2 separate regions of the Homo sapiens genome follow, and region 2 is linked to region 1. Evidence: chromatin contacts called from ENCODE Hi-C or POLR2A ChIA-PET data. All regions are on one chromosome and are shown on one strand. Each heading gives the region's core, a stretch centred on a gene start or an enhancer-like site at or near the end of the contact. The rest is flanking DNA. Distances are from core to core; before and after follow the strand shown.

Evidence for each region. A loop is a pair of places that touch in the nucleus more often than their neighbours do. ChIA-PET counts read pairs that join two places held with the same protein, here RNA polymerase II (POLR2A). Pooled maps may share reads with other maps.
Region 2: a pooled map shows a loop between it and region 1 (5-fold over the local background). The contact joins the enhancer-like site here to the promoter of CPSF6 in region 1. A Hi-C loop is called at or near these places in 1 of 37 single-sample maps with no recorded cell type and 5 of 50 pooled maps. POLR2A ChIA-PET finds 5 or more read pairs at or near these places in 1 of 52 experiments (GM12878).

What each region holds. Positions count from the first base shown.
Region 1 is chr12:69,237,892-69,241,011 of GRCh38, reverse strand. CPSF6 (cleavage and polyadenylation specific factor 6) reads right to left here and starts at 1,443. Exons shown (of 10, transcript NM_007007.3): 1 at 1,306-1,443. The coding sequence starts at 1,365. RefSeq lists enhancers at 127-706, 707-1,287 and silencers at 751-970, 1,121-1,620.
Region 2 is chr12:68,363,820-68,366,939 of GRCh38, reverse strand. No RefSeq gene overlaps it. Among named protein-coding and RNA genes, the nearest start is that of MDM1, 33 kb to the right of the region's middle. RefSeq lists enhancers at 1,194-1,715, 1,643-1,902, 1,716-2,238. Within about 2 kb of position 1,424, at least 39 of the 41 ENCODE cell types and tissues checked have a DNase peak (open chromatin) inside an H3K27ac peak, as active enhancers do; they include GM12878, where a contact is called at or near this core.

The sequences.
Region 1 (3,120 bases), core at 194-2,693:
GGTGGGAAAACCACATTAGCCAGTAATATTTCATTAAACTTCTCATAGGGACCTGGGAAATACAAAAAAATAAGGCTTTTAGGAACATTGCAGTTAAGCACAATTTAATTGTTTTAAATGTGTTACTACATAAAATGCAGTAGATACGAACAGCAGGTTCAAACCTTAAACGTCACTAGCAACAAACGACATCTTTTGCAAGGATGCCCATTAACAGACATCACAGCCCCGCGTTACCTCTAAGCAACGTCGTTCAGGAAAACCTTGCATTCTCACTTTCGCTCAACCTTTCAAAAGGTAACACGGGGCCCGGGGGTGGGGGTGGGGGGATTTAACACTTTGTTTTCGAAAATAGGGTCTTATCTATAACTCTTTATTTTTAAACCACATCATAAGGATTTGGGGTGAACGTTCTTTCATTTTAATCACTATGAGATCTGTGGGTGAGCTAACATCTTTTTGTTCCATCCAACCATCGCGCTTCCAATTCTTCCTTTTGGTCCCCGGCCACTCATCTTCACAGGTATTTTCATCACAAAGGCCAACAACGACTGGGCTTCAAAGCACTGCAAGCCCTGGATTAATGAGGCAGGACCAGCGCACCGACTTTTATCTGTGGCTCCAAAAGTCAAAGGACTTGTTGCAAATGAGCCCGCACCTCAGTCGCCTTCAGAAAGTGTGAGGGGAGGAGGAAGGCGCCACGCCGAAACCTGTCGCAAACCCGAGAAGGAGAGCCCCGGGGACTGGGCGCGCGGGATACAAAGGGCCGTGAACGCGGCCTTCCATGAGGCGACAGTGCGCGGGCAGGGAGACAAAATGGAGCGATGGGAGGAATCGGAGCCCGAGCGGCAGCGGCGGGGAAGGGGCGGCGGCGGCGGGCACGCGCCCCGCCAGGGCTTCCTCCTCCGACCAGCGACGGGGGAGGGGGCGCGGCGGCGGCCAGTTCTCTCCGCCGCTTACACGCGGCCCCACCGCCCGGGCCTAGCGCGGCGGGAAGCGCCAGCCGGGTGCCGCCAACAATAGGGAGCGAGGCAGCGCCGGCGAGGGAGGAGCCGGCGGCAGCTGCACAGCGGCCCGCGTCCGCGCTCCGGGCCCCGCGGCGACTCGCCGCGCCCGCGGCCCGTGAAACGACGCGGTAGAACGAGGGGCGGGGGGGCGCCACGCCAGGGGTCGGCGGCGCGGCCCAGAGGCGGCAAGGGCGCACACTCTGCAGTCGCTTCGGCTCGCGGCCGCAGCGGGCCCCGGGTCAGCTTCCCGGCCGCAGCGCCGCCCGCGTCGGCGGCGGGGACCTGGGCTCTCACGTACCTGGTTGAACTCTTCGCCGACATCCGCGTAAATGTCTATGTGGTCCACGCCGTCCGCCATCTTCCTTCAGCCTCGGCCGCCGCCGCCGCCGCCGCCTCCTGCAGGTCTGCCCGCCGCGGCAGCAGCAGCGGATCTAGCGGCGGTGGGGGGGCGCTTGCGTCACTTCCGAGGCCCGAGGGAGGGAGGCGCGGGCGACAGGGGCCGGCCGGGGGCGGGGACTCTGCAGCCCAGCCGCTCTGCTGGCTGAGGAAAGGCTGCGCCTCTGAGGGCAGAGGACGTTTCTTTTGTGTCTGGGTGAGGCCCGGGAGTGGGGGCCAATTTTTTTGTCCTACTCGCGCATCCAGCTTAGCAGTGGGTCCCACCTGTTTCCACACACCGTCTTTTCACGTGGCCTCTGGCATACTCAGACGTTTTGTTAATATTTTCATTTATCCGTTGTTCTTATCTTTCTCACATCCAGGACTTTTAAAGGTGGAAGTTATATGTCCGTGCTTAAATGCAAAGTGTAACCCCCGGGCATTCTGTGAACGGCTTAAGACCAAAAACAATGTCTTGTTTCTGCATCCTCAGAGACCAGCAGAGTTTTATTTGCATCGTAAACGCTAGATACCCGTCAGTGGTTATCTTTGCATGCTGTTTATGTTGCCATTTCCATCTCTAATCTTCGTGGGCTTCTTTCCCCCCCACCTTCCTCTCGCATTCATTGCCATTCATTTTTTCTTCCTTAGATCTACAGTAGGTTGTCTCTGGCGTAGTTCAGATGCTTCTAACATGAATGCAGTCATCTTAGAGCACACCCAAGAGAGTGGAGGTATCTTGAGGCCAGGGGGGCTTCTCTCTCAGAATCCTAGAATGTCCCAACGGGAAGGGAACTGGAAAGGTGTCCTTAGGTCTAAACATCTCATTTTACAGAAGAGAAGACTGAGGCCTAATAGAACCTAAGTGATTTAACCAGGTCACATGGTCAATAAAGGTAGGAACATTCAGCCACGATACTTTACTCAAAGATGTCTCTCCAGTTTGAAACTTTCCCCTCCATTCTTAATTTCTTTTTCACTCATTAAAAAATATACTGTAGTAGAGCGTGTTTCCTGAGAAACTGGCCAGAAATCATTCATAGAATAACCCAAACAACATCTGTAAGGTTGGGCATCTCTAATCCAAAAATTTGAAATGCTCCAAAATCTGAAACTTTTTGCGCACTGACATGATGCCACAAGTGGAAAATTCCACACCTGATCTTATTTGCCAGGTCGCAGTCAAAAATGCAATCAAAACTTTTTTTCATGCACAAAATAACTAAAAGTATTGTATGAAATAATCTTCAGGCTGTGTGTATAAGGTATATGTGAAACATAAATGAATTTCGTTTAGGCTTGGGTCCCATCTCCTGGATAATTTATGTATATGCAAATATTCCAAAATCCCCTCAAATCCAAGCATTTTTGCATAAAAAAGACTCAATCTGCACTTGGTATGGTGGAAAAAGCATGGTTGCAGTCCTGGAGGCCAGTCTGGTGATCTGGGTACCCATTTCTAATCAGACATTTTATCAGCTAGATGACCTCAGTCAAGTTTTCAACTCTCATATTCAATCTCAGAATCTTTAAAATCCAAGCAATAATATCTACCTCACCAAGGTTGAAGGTTGGTGATACTTTAAATGAGTTAATATGAGTTAATATGCAAAGTGTCCTGTCCTGTTCCAAGAATCAGTATTTAAATACTGATTCACTTTCTTTCTTGGGGCATTATAGAAGAAAAGAGACACTGACGTTTAAAGGTGAGAGTATTTTCTAGATTGGTGGTGTGGTA
Region 2 (3,120 bases), core at 175-2,674, 870 kb after region 1:
ATCATTAGTTGCTTTATGGAGAACAGATTGTAGGCGGGCAGTGTGAATTCAGGGAGACTAACGGGGAGGCTCTCATAGAAGTCTGGGGGAGAGATGCTGGTGGCAGAGGAGTGGGCAGTGCTGATGAGGAGAGGGGCTGGATTTGGTGCATATTTTGAACATAGAGACAACAGGACTTGCTACTAATGGGTTGGATGTAAGGTATGAGAGAAGAAGGAAGGCATCAAGCATATGATGCCCTGGTTTCTAGTCCCATCTCTTGTGAAATGATGATCCATTTACTGAGATGGGAAACAATGAGACGGAAGCAGGTGTGTGTGTGTGTGTGAGGGGGAGGAGACAGCAATGGAAATCAAAAGTTCCATTTTGGATATAAGAAGGCCAAGTAAGAATTTCACACCTGAGTGAGGATTTCTAGTCGGGAGCTTAGGGGAAGAGGACAGGCAGGGAGATTTTATCTGGCGGATTATCAGCATAGAGAGGATGTAGGGGAGATGGTCTCAGGAGTGACATGTAGATGGCCAGGAGGTCTGAGGACAGAGGTTGAGCCCTCTAATATGGATTGGTTGGGAAGAGGAGAAGGATGCAATATGGGAGAACAAAGGAGCAGCCAGTGGACTAGGAAGAAAACTAGGAAAGAATGCAGTGATTGGAAACCAAGGGCAGAGGGTAGTTCAAGAGAAAGGAAGTGCTCCTTCTCTCTATGTACACAGAAACACTCACATGCATAGATACATATGCACACACATATTTTTATGTGAGACTATGCCCATTTTTATATAAATGTAGGGCTTTTCATTTATTATGGTGACTTTTTTATCCCCTTAAAAACCTTCCAAAAGATTATTTTGAATGGCTTTAAAGTAGTCTATACTTGTAGCTGTAACCTTAGAAGGAACAACCTTGTATATACATTTTATGTTTCTTTAAATTCTTGAAGTGGAATTACTGTGGATATGAAAACCTTTAAGGCTTTTGATATCTGTTGTCAAATTGCCTTTCAGAGAGGTTGTACCAAGGTTGTACACTCCACCAGCAGTCAACTGAAACCAAGCATTTGGCAAGCATTATTAGCATTAAAATTATATATATATGTGTGTGTGTATATATATATATAAAATTTTTAAATATATGTATAAAGATAATTGCACACACACATAAACACATATATATGGATATATATGTGTCTATATATGCCTGTGTATGTATATGTGTGTGTGCAATGCTATCTAGTTTTCTCCACTTGCATGACTTGGTTACTGGAGGTTGAACAAGTTTCAACATAAGGCTTCTTGTGTGCGGTCTGAGTGGTGAGCAAGTTGATCTGGCACCCACACCCCCTTAAGTATGAAAAAAATGAGTGTAAACATCCCCCAAGTCAGCCATTCAGGGCATGAGGGCTGCGGAGGAGGAGGAAAGCTGGTTCTGAGCTAGTTTCTCGGTGGGGGTGGAGTAGATCTTTGTCAGCAGTGAAGGAGCCGGTGTGGTTCCCACAGCTTGCAGTGCCTCCTCCCTTCCCGGCCAGACTTCCTGTGGGCCCAGCCTGGGAAAGGGCGTGGTCACCAAGAGGCAGAAGCAGCCCTCCTCAGCTGCACCAGCCCCGATGTGTTAGGTGGTGAAGTCTCTGTTGCCCTGTGAACCGCAGCCCACGTTGCCCAATTCAGCAACAAACACGAGCCATGGGGCCCAGGCCGACTGCCCCACATACAGTGTCCTTTCCTGCCTGGGTGGAGCCTTCTCGGTCTGAGAGGCCGGTCCTCTGCAGAGAGACCTTCGGAATCCTCCCTACGGCCTGGCTGGGCCTCTGTCCAGCTGAAGCGGAAAGACCCGGTGTGCTGTGAAACTGCAGCAGGGCAGCATCCGTCTGTTGGTCTGCGGCGTCGCAAAGGGCGATTGCACCACGTTGTTAGGCTGTGGATGTGGAAATCGACAATACTGAGGCGATAGAAATCTTAAAAGAATGTATGGGACATAAAGATAAGCCAAAAATGGGGATTGTGGCAATCTTGTGTGTAACATTTCTCATTTCATAACTGTGCCAGTCGCAATGTAACTCAAAGGAAAAAAGAAAGCACCACAACCCTTTGCTTTCTGGGTAGCACAGACACCTGTAATATTTTCTATGGTCGCCAAGGACGAATTCCTGACAGAGTGCAATTAGCACAGGTTCAGAGGCCTCAAGTCCAAAGGAAAGGATTCTGTGAGAAGTTAAAACTGCAAGATGAAAAATTTTCAGTAGAAATGGCGCTGATATTGAGTTTCTTCAGATGTTTTTCTTTTTGTATTTATAAAATATTTCCATTGTAAAGCATTCAATTAATGAAGAATGGTGTAAAGTAAAAGCTAGTCTTCTCTCAAGTCCCTCAAACCTCACTCCCACTTGCTAACAGTTTGGTACGTGTTTTCCAGTGCTTTTATTATGCAATTATGAACATTTATATGAGTATAGTACATAGCTCATGTATAGTCCGTTTATCAAGCTGCTAGCATGCAGTTAGTGTTCAATAATATATACCCACACATACAATTTAAAAACTGAAAATGAGATTATACTATGCAAATTCTGCAACTTGTTTTAAGTTTTATTTAAATGCAATTTCTCTTTGTCTTTTTGGCAGGTAGTTTAGTTTCATCTTTGCTTTATAAAGACAAAAAATCAAAAACTTTTTCCAGCCAAGGACTACCAGGTAGATGAATTTATTCGACTATTATTTGTTGCATGCCAAAGATGCATCAGGCATTGCTCAAGGAGCTGGGAATGAGTGAAATAACAATCCTCACCCTCATGGAACTGACATTTTGGTAGAGGGAAGCAGGCAATAAACATGTTTAATAAGTGGATTGTCAGATGTTGATAGCAGAGCAGATAGCAGAGCATGTTGGGGATGGTTAGGGAAGGTCTCCCTGAAAAAGTGACACTTGAGCCAAGGTCTAGAGATGGAAAGGGTAATGCCACAGGGATATCTGAGGAAGGGCGTGTCAGGGAAAACAAACAGAATGTACAAGAGCCCTGAGGAGGGAGATAGATGACTTCCTCAGAAACAGTAAACAGGCAATGTGGCTGGGTAATGGTGAGAGAAGGGAGGACAGATGGGGTGGTTGGAAAGGACCGGTGGGGCC